2 separate regions of the Homo sapiens genome follow, and region 2 is linked to region 1. A link is an interaction called in ENCODE POLR2A ChIA-PET data of the cell type or tissue named here. Cell type or tissue: endothelial cell of umbilical vein. All regions are shown on one strand. Each heading gives the region's core, and the rest is flanking DNA. Links, peaks and the distances in the headings are about the cores only.

Region 1 (5,399 bases), core at 169-5,168:
CTATCTTAGAGACTCTTCCATGTGAGCTTGAGAAGGATGTATTATGCTCTTGTTTGATGAAGTCATCTATAGATGTTGATTATAGTCAGTTGATTGATGATGTTGTTGAGTTCAACTAAATTCTTTATTTTTCTGCCCGCTAAAATTGTCCTTTTTTAGTAGAGTGGTGTTGAAGTCTCCAATTCTCATAGTAAATTTGTATCTTTCTCCTTGTAGTTCTATTAGTTTCTGTCTCGTGTATCTTGATGTGCTCTTGTTAGATGCATATATATTAAGGATATGTTATTATTTTGCTGCATCAAACACATTTTGATAATCTGTGTTTCATTTTTATTCGGTTCAAAATATTTAAAAATTCTCAATATTTCTTCTTTGATCCGTGTGTTTATAAGTGTGGTGCTTAGTCTTCTTGCATTTTGGTATCTTCCAGTTATCTTTCTATTATTAATTTCTTTTTATATGTAATAACTTTCCTATAGCTTAATTTTTCTTTTTTAATTATTAATAACATTACCAGTGTGTCATTATTGTAGTTATAATTTAATTGCTTCAATTGTGATGTGATGAAATGAACATGAATAACATAATAAAAATTATTTATAAAAGATGCCTTTCTTTTGTTTATTAACAACTTCTGGTTATTGAAATGTCTGTTTAATTTTAGTAACAGCTTTTACTTGTTTAAATTTAACTTTTCCTGCTTACAGTGAGTTGTTGAAGTCCACAATTATGTCTAATGCATTTGTGTATTAGACATCTAAAGTACCTGAAACATGAAAGTTTCCTGCAAACAGTTTACTAGAGCATGAGGTTGTTCATTGTTCACTGAGTGGCACAAGACTGCCTAAATGTAAATCCTGCTGTGCCACTTACTGGCTGTTAAACATTTACTTTTAACATCTTGGTATCTTATTTTCTAAGAGGAAGGTATTATTATAATAATATGTGCCTTTTAGGGGTCTTGTGCCCAGAGCAGAGAAAGTACTTAATAAAACTTAAAGGCAACATGAAATAAATTTGCATCATAACCCTTATTGTGTGCCCATCTCCAGCACAAATCTGACATCTAATCTTCAGTACAATGTTTACTTATTGACAAAATGAATAAGTGGAATAGAAAGAGAAATTATGTGATTGAGTCAGGAAATAATTTGTGGCACCTGAAGCTTTTAAAAATTGTGGAGCCTTCTTAGACAAAGAATACAACCTGTAAATTAAAAAAAATAAGTACACGAATGAATACTTGAATAGATACATTTTATTAATAAATAAAAAGTATAAAAATGTTTATACTTATATTTTTAAAATTTTAAATATTTCTATTATAAAATTAAATATTAAATATAAAAACATTTTATATCATGTCAGATTTTAATATTTTTTCAGCTTTTACTGATAAATTAATGATAAATAATTACTATTTATTTAAAAATAATTAATAAGTTAATAAATGCTGAGAAAATATAAAAATCACAAAAGCTAATGTAAATATTATCAAAATATGCTGACACACTTCTATAATATGTTTTTCTTTTGTTTTTTGCTGTATACTTTTTGGTCACCTGATTGCAAAACAACAATTTTATATTTTTAAAGAGAAAATAGATAATTCATCCTCCAGCATATTTTGTTGAAATATATTTTTATTATAATAATTTAGAAAATCTATTTTAGTCTCCAAAACCTCATTGATAAACCACCTATGCAACTTTCTCTGGAGTTTCTTACTTAAGTAGTGCTTCTTGCTGGAGACAAGTCCAAGGGAAATGCCAACCATCTTATCTTATCTGATGTGGCCACATTCAGCTCATCCAGGTGCTATCTGTACCCTCTGTGCACTCCATGGTTTCTGAGATATGGGAAGTGCAGAGGAAATGATCATGAACCTGCTGTCTCTATGATTCCAAAACAAGGAGTAGAGCTTTATTTTTTCTAGCTTACTCCTTGGGTTCAAAGATAGAATCCAAAATTTGATAAGATTCACCCAGGATAGGAGGTCACTTGGAGTTGGAGGGAGGCTGAGGGCTTTCGAGGTACAGGCAGCCTTAAGTTTTACCCTTAGCCATAGGATCACCACTAGAGGTAAAAGTGACCCCAGACTCTAGCCTATAACTGAAGCTGTTGCTATTCTCATGTACCTAGAATAGAATATGTAAACCCTTGGAATTAGCCCTGGTTAAAAAAAAAGGGGCTTTACAGCTAAAGCTTTGCTAACTGTATTTCTACATTCTGTAGCTTTAATTATGGAGTGCTAGTTCACATGGCTAATGCAAAGAGTAGAGTACAATGTAATTTCTATCTTGGGAAGCCAATGTTTTCATTGGCAAAATCCAACTTGTACACTTGCCACTTGCATATATAATCGCGAAATTTGATTTTGCCTAGGAAACAATTCATAAATGCTAAATAAATGTCACAAACAATCAGTGTCATTTGGGGGGAAGGAACAATCAATTCAATTCACACTGGGTAGTGAGAGAGAACTTCATGGGGGAGATGAAGCTTTAATAAGGCATTGAACCACACACAGAATTTATGTAAATGTAGACAGGTAAAAAATTATTAGAACCATAAAGAACAATGTGAGCAGCAATGTAAAAGCAGGACTCCAAATTGCAAAGTAATGTTCTAAGTAGCATGGCAGCCATTAACAAAAATGGCTAAGTGGATGTTGTCAGTGTTTGTGAAAAAATAGTCTTTTATTTATGTATGTCATACATAAAATGGAGTTTGTTAAAATTTTATTTTCAGGCCAAGTAGACACAAAAAAAGAATGATTTTCTCTCCTCAATAGTAGATCAAACAGACACTGTGATTTATAGAAGCAGAAGAAAGAAGCACAAAATCAAGCATCCCTGTAATAAATACACCCAGATATGTTGGCTATAAAAGTTGTCAGCTTTTCTGGTGGGTGGGATTTGTAGTCTCAATACCCTACAACATCCTGCAAAAGAGAGAAAATCTACATATCTCTTATGGAACCTGAAAAATAATGAAGCAGGGGAAAAAATAGGTGTACTCCCTGGATACCTAGCTGGATCGCAAAATGAAATCTTGGTACTGCATTAACCATGTTATATTCATTTTCAAGTTGTTCACAAACAGTGAGCTGACTGATTTGGATTTGCACATTTAGTGCAATCATATTGAAACAGGAATAGTTAGCTACTTAGGTAGTGACAACTTTTCCTTAAACATAATTTTACAGTAGAGAACAAGAGAATGTAAGAAGGTTTTGGAAAAGAAATAGCAGAGTTAATTCTAATATAAGCTTTGATCTCCAAACAGTACAATATTCTAGCATTTAAATTCAATCACATTATGCGCAACTTCATTAACAAGATTGATTTTCTTTCTCCATGCATAAAATTTAAATCTGTGAAATCTTATGTAGAACATGTGATTTATCTCACATAAAAATAATATTGTGTTTATCTTATTAAGCACTGTAAAAATTTTCCTGGAGAACGACTAAAACATCCAGATGGAACTGTTTCTCAGGTCAATTTAAAACATCTATGTGAATTAAATATAATGGTTACTATTTTGATCTTTTACTTCACTCCATTCATTGCAACTAGCTCAGCCTCAAAGAAGAGGTCTGCACACGTTACTAAAATGCCCCATTAAACTTTGACTTTCAAGTACAAATGAAAACCTCAGTACTTAAAATTACATATTTACTTTTTTGATGGTCATTTTCTCTAAAATACACAGGTGTACCTCTTGTATAAGCTTTCTTCTTATAAAAATTATAGCTAACTGTTTTTGAGTGTTTGTCATGTCACATACATTGTTAAGTGTTTTACGTGGCTTATCCTGTTTAGCACTCATTACAATCTTACGAGCTAGATGTTATACCTATCTGCATTTTATAGGTAAACCGAGATGCAGAGTTTTAGGGAAACAAACCCAATGCAACTACAGAAACTATGTTCTTCACCACTAAGACTGCATTTCTTAATGTGTAGAGGAAGGGCATTCATGGAATAACAAGAAATCTTAATTAAATTGAAATACTAGGGTAGCTAAGAACTCCTTTACTCAAGGGAATCTATTATTAAATGGAAAATAAGAAAAAAATATATAATTATAACCATAGCCTCCTCTCCGCAATTCACTTCTCCAAGTGAGAGACGGGCTAGCTGGATTTCCTAGGCCGACTAAAAATCCCTAAGCCTAGCTGGGAAGGTGGCCACATCCACCTTTAAATACAGGGCTTGCAACTTAGCTCACAACCGACCAATCAGGTAGTAAAGAGACTAATTAGGCAAAAGCAGAAGGTAAAGAAATAGCCAATCATCTATTGCCTGAGAGCACAGGGGAAGGGACAATGATTGGGATATAAACCCAGGCATTGGAGCCGGCAACGGGGCAACCCCCTTTGGGTCCCCTCCCATTTTATGGGAGCTCTGTTTTCACTCTGTTAAATCTTGCAACTGCACACTCTTCTGGTCGGTATTTGTTACAGCTGGAGCTGAGCTTTTGCTTGCCATCCACCACTGCTGTTTGCCACCGTTGCAGACCCGCTGCTGACTTCCACCCCTCTGGATCCGTCGGTGTCTGCTGTGCTCCTGATCCAGCAAGGCCCCATTGCCACTCCCAATCGGGCTAAAGACTCGCCATTGTTCCTGCAGGGCTAAGTGCCCGGCTTCGTCCTAATCAAGCTGAACACTAGTCGCTGGGTTCCACGGTTCTCTTCTGTGACCCACGGCTTCTAATAGAGCTATAACGCTCACCATATGGCCCAAGATTCCATTCCTTGGAATCCATGAAGCCAAGAACCCCAGGTCAGAGAACAAAAGGCTTGCCACCATCTTGAAAGCGCCCGCCACCATCTTGGGAGCTCTAAGGACAAGGACCCACCGGTAACACAAGGAACATTGAGATTAATCTATATTTACTGAATGCAGTAAATAAATGCAGATCATCTGGTGTTGGGGAATCATGGATTCCATATTTCAAGAATAAAGAGGCCAGGGATACCTAAGAGATTTTATAAGTCCTGAGAAGGACAGGATCTCCCTGAAATTATTTGCAAAATGTTGAGTGTATGTTGGATACATGTGCTTTTCGAAGTCTAAACTTCAGAGCTTTCATCACATTTTTCAATGCTCAGTGAAAACCCAAAGAGTTAATCCCCACTGTCCTTGAAGACATAAACCAAAGATGTCTGCTTTTGGACCGGGACACCCTACATACATCAAAGAGCTCATTAAAACCCAGGGTTCACATGGCAGTCAATGATTCAAATTCTGTCTTGCTGAGAACTGTAAGTTTTCTCAGAGTTCACGTTATATAAACAAGAATACCAAAACCTGGGTCCAGCCATCTCTATGACTTTTCCCCAATTCACTCCAAAGAAGGTTAACTCTCATGAAGACCCAATTAACACTAAA
Region 2 (5,399 bases), core at 224-5,223, 63 kb before region 1:
CCATGCAAGAGAAGTTACAACTACTGACCCCAGAACTTAGGCATGAGAGACTGTGGGCTACAGGCCTAGGGCTGAGGAATGAGTGGCACATTTGCTTCTTACCTGCAGGCCTAGGATGCAGAGACTGAAAGTGGCACCCTCCTCCCCCAGGGGCAAGGTGGGCCACTGCTGCTCTCTATTCAAGCATTCCACCAGTGGCCTAGGGATTACCCAACATATGACTACCATGACTATTGCCTATACACATAATCAGGGGGCCTGAGGACTAGCCAGCCTGGCTTGGCTTTGTTTGTCTCCACCCCATGCCAGAGCACACCACCCACAGGTCAGCGAATTGCTCAACTTTGCCCATTATCATTCGCAGCACTCCTCCTAGGGACCTGAGATTGGGCCTACTCACCTGGCTACTACCACCATAGCTAGCACATACCTGTACATGCCAACTGTGGGCCTGGTGACTGGTCTGTCCAGCCCATTGCAGCTATTGCCAATGCCAGTAAACACTTCTTGGGACTCAGAGGATCATCCCACCACTGCCACTGCAAATGCCTATTCTACACTGGCTGGCCAGGGCTCTGAGAATCCACCTACCTGCCAGTCCCACTGGTGATACTACTGGATTACAAGTAAGCCATGTGGAGGCCCAAGAATCAGCCCTCCTGGATTGACTAACACTGGTGTAGTGTATGCCCACCCTGCCCCAAGAATAGGCATGCTTAGCTCATTGCTGCTACCACTTGGGACTGAGTACTGCCATACCTGGTGTCCCAGTCCCCAGCAAAACTGCACCACAGACTCCACTAATAACTACGCCCCAAGCTACTGAAGAAATCTCACATACCACTAACACTGTTTATGTCCATAGAAAACATAGAGACTACACTACTGCATGCACTCAGAATCAAAGCCAAAGTGCCATCCCTACCTAACATCATCGATTCGTCCTCAGGAAAAAAGTCCTCTCTACAAAAGCAAATTAAAAAAAAAAAAAAAAAGGAAGAAGCAACTGATACACTAGATACACAGATATCAACATAAGAACACAAGAAACAAAAAAAGCAAAGAGATAAAATACCTCCAAAGGAACACAATAATTCTCTGGAAAGAGATCCCAATCAAAAAGAAATCCATGAAATGCCAAAAATAAAATTCAAATTATTGATTTTAAAGAAGCTTGAAGAGATATAAGAGACTATTGAAAAACAATACAAAAAAAAGCAGTAAAACAATTCAGGGCATTAATGAAAAATGTACAAAAGAGATAGGTATTATAAAAAAGAACCAAACAGAAATTCTAGAACTGACGAACTCATTGATTAAAATACACAATATATTTGAAAGCTTCAATAATAGACCAGAACGAGCAAAAGAGAAAATTTCAGAAGTTGAAGACAGGTCTTTTGAAATAATCCAGTCAGATAAAAGGAAAAAAGTAAGGAAAAAAGAATTAAAGAATGTACAAAGCCTTTGTGATACATGTGACACCATAAAGTGACCAAATATATATGTTATCGATATCTTAGAAGGTGACAAGAGAATAAAAAGTTTCAAAAACCTATTTAATGAAATAATAGATGAAAACTTCTCACCTCTAGCAATACACATCCAGAGACAGGAAGCCCAGCAATCCCTAAAACAATACAATGCAAAGAGATCTTCTCCATGCTCCGTTATAGTCAAAATGTTCCAAGTGAAGGACAAAAAGAAAATTCTGAAAACAGCAAAATAAAATTATCTAGTCATCTGTAAAGAAAATTCCAACAGACTAACAGTGAATATTTCAGCAGAAACCTTATAGGCCAAAAGAGAATTGGATGATATATTCAAATTGCATAAAGAAAAAGAAAATATCAATGAAGGATACTATATACCACAAAACTATCCTTTATAAATGAAGGAGAAATAAAATCTTTCCTAGACAAGCAACAGCTGAAAGAATTTGTGACCGCTAGACCACATGACCTTTCACTTCCAGGTTTAGGACCCCCTTGAGCATTTCCCACAAGAAAATCCTCTGATTTTCATTTTTTTTTTTTTTTTGTCATTTACTTGAGACATTTAAGCTAAACCTGGAAGTGGAAGGATGCCAATTACCATAATTAAAACAATGAAAAAATACAAAACTCATTAGTAAATCCAATACTCAAATGAAGAAAAGGCTTAAATGGTACTACGAAAGAAAATCAGCAAGCTACAAGGAGGACACAATCCTGAAAGTCATATAGAACCAAGGAACCAGAATAGCCAAAAAAAATTCTTATCAAAAAGAACAAAACTGGAGGCATTACACTACATAATTTCCAAATATAAGTCTGTAGTAACCAAAACAGCATGATATTGCTATAAAATAGAAACATAGATACATGGAACAGAATAAAGAATTCATAAGTATATTCACTTATTTATAGTCGATGAATTTTCAGCAAAGTCTCCAAGAACATGTACTTGAAAATGGACACTTTCTTCAGTAAATACTGCTGGGGAAATCGGATATCCATATGCAGAAGAAATAAACTGAATCCCTATATCTCATCATACACAAAAATCAACTCAAGATGGATTACAGACTTAAACATAAGACCAAAAACTATAAAAATACTAGAGGAAAACATAGGGCAAACACTTTAGGACATTAGTCTAGGCAAATATTTTATGGCTAAGACCTTAAAAGCACAGACAGCTGAAACAAAAACAGACAAATGAAACTATAATAAAAGAAAAAAAAATCTGCTTCCAAAGGAAACAAGAGTGAAGAGACAAACTGTTGAATGGGAAGAAATATTTAAAAAACTATATATCTGACACAGGACTAGTATTCAGAATATATGAGGAACTCAACACAACAGTAAAGAGTAATTTCATTAAAAAGCAGGCAAAGGACATGACTACACAAAGAAGGCATGAAAATGGCCAACAGGTATATGAAAAAATGCTCAACGTCACTAATTATTAGTGAAATGCATATCAAAACAATGAGATGATACAGTATTCCAGTTAGGATGGCAAACATTATAAAAACAAAACATAGCCATTGCCAGAAAGGATGTGGAGAAACAGAAACTCTTATACACTGTGGGTGGGAATGTAAATTAGTACAACCGCTATGGAAAACAGAATGGTGATTTCTCAAAAAACTAAAAATAGAACTACAAGTGTTCCAGCAATCACACTCAATGTCTATCTAAAATATAGGAAATATGCCACAATGTTTATCACAGAACTATTCACATAAGAAAAATAAGGAAACTAAGGGTCTATCAACAGATGATTAAGTCCAGAAATCTTATATATACACAATGAAATACTATTTGCCCATTTAAAAAAATGAATTCATGTCATCTGCAGCAACATAAATGGAACTGGAAGTCATTGTGTTAAGTAAAGTAACCTAGGCACAGAAAGACAAATACTGCATGTTTCCACTCATATGTTGGAGCTAAAAAAAATTGATCTCATAAAGGTAGAGAGTAGAATGATGAGTAATAGAGGCTGGGAAGTGTAGGTGAGTGGGAGAAGAGGGATAAGTAGAGGAAGGTTAATGGGTAAAAACATACAGCACAACAAAAGGTGTACGTTTTATCATTTGACAGCAGAGTAGAGTGTCTATATTTAACAGCAACCTATTGTATATTTCAAAGCAGCTAAAAGATGGGCACAGCGGCTCACGCCTGTAATTCCAGCACTTTGGGAGGTTATTGTGGGCGAATTGCTTGAGCTCAGGAGTTCGAGACCAGCGTACAAAACAAGGTGAAACCCCGTCTCTACTAAAACAAAAAACAAACCAACAAACAAAAAGTAAATAAAAGAGAGGACTTGCATAATATCCAATATATAGAATCAAAAATTAATTCAAGTAATCTTCACCTCAAATATCCTGAGTTGATCATTAAATATTCTATGCATGTAACAGAATAACACACGTGCCCCATAAATATGTAAAATATTGTGTTTAATTTAAAAAATAAAAAATTCAGAATTCAAATAAATATATATGTTGATCAATATTTTAAAAATTAAAATAAAATAATTACTTATAACTCCAAGCTCTAATTTTTAAATAATGGGGATGGAATGTAACATGAGCAGATCCAAGTCTAGGATCTGTGGCTGTAACTCTGATGCTATGCATAATATATCTGAAATCCATGTCCTAATTAATTCATAAAGCTGTTAGTACATTTTATTTACAAGAATATGCAGAATCTCAAGCAGGTTTATCATGTTCCTAGGACAGAAAAAGAAGCTCTGTTTAAAAGGACATATAACCCTGTTTAATAAACATCAATCTGGAACCACAAATCAAGAAAGAATTCTTTATACGTAAATAAAAAAAGTTTATTAACGTTTCGGGTTTGGAAGAAAAACTATATATATACTAAATATAGATTGAAAGGTTTTTTGTTCGTTTGTTTTTTGGTTGGGTACAGCGGCTGATGCCTATAATCCACGTCTTTCAGGACGAGTCAGGAGGATTGCTTGAGGCCGAGAGTTTGAGACTAGTCAGGGCAACAGAATAAGACCTTGTCTCTACAACATAGTTTTTAAAATTAGCTGGATGTGGTAGTATTCACCTGTAGCCCTAGCTACTCAGGAGACTGAGACAGCAGGAAAGCTTCAGCCCAGGAATTCGAGGCTGCAGTGAGCTCTGAATGAGCCACCGCCCTCCACCCCGTCTGAGTGACAGAGTGAGACCTTGCCTCTAAAAAAACTAAGTTTTTAACATTTTTATTTTGAAATAATTATAGATTCACAGAAAGCTGTAGAAATAGTACAAAGAAATCCTGTGTACCTTTCACCCAAGTTGCTTCATTATTTATATCTTATGTAAATATAGTCCTACATCAAATCCAGGGAATTAACGTTGGTATAAACTATGTGTATGGTTCTGTGTCACTGTTCTCATATGTGGAGATTTATATAACCACAACTGTATTCAAGATAAACAACTATTCCATCACCACAAAGATCTCTCTTGTGCTACCTACTTCTTTACAGTGACTCCACCTCTTCCCCACCATTTTAAACTTTATTTTGCACTGTACACAAATATAAAATATATTTTATAATTTTTATTCTCTTTAATCATCTAACAATGAAAACTAGCAATTTCTATTTTCTTACAGCATGCTCAGTTAAAAAAATAAAGTTCAATATGAACTGCTTTAAAATAATCTTAGGACTGCAGATATATTCAAACGTTATATTGACTAATTGATTTTTTTATTATACTTTAAGTTCTAGGGTACATGTGCACAACGTGCCGGTTTGTTACATATGTATACATGGGACATGTTGGTGTGCTGCACCCACTAACTCATCATTTGCATTAGGTATATCTCCTAATGCTATCCTTCCCCCCTCCCTCTCCCCCCTCCACCCACCCCACGACAGTCCCGGTG

The links. ChIA-PET counts read pairs that join two places held together with the same protein. Peaks named below come from ENCODE experiments on the same cell type or tissue, not always from the same donor. Only the 100,000 strongest peaks of a DNase experiment are listed, where the experiment ranks them.
Region 2: POLR2A ChIA-PET joins it to region 1 with 5 read pairs; 2 of 35 experiments call an interaction of 5 or more read pairs at or near these places.

The regions. Positions count from the first base shown.
Region 1 is chr11:23,264,265-23,269,663 of GRCh38, reverse strand. No RefSeq gene overlaps it. Among named protein-coding and RNA genes, the nearest start is that of MIR8054, 150 kb to the left of the region's middle. In endothelial cell of umbilical vein, for the core only: no CTCF peak of the experiment used is centred there; no DNase peak of the experiment used is centred there.
Region 2 is chr11:23,326,947-23,332,345 of GRCh38, reverse strand. No RefSeq gene overlaps it. Among named protein-coding and RNA genes, the nearest start is that of MIR8054, 90 kb to the left of the region's middle. In endothelial cell of umbilical vein, for the core only: no CTCF peak of the experiment used is centred there; a DNase peak (open chromatin) is centred at 3,085.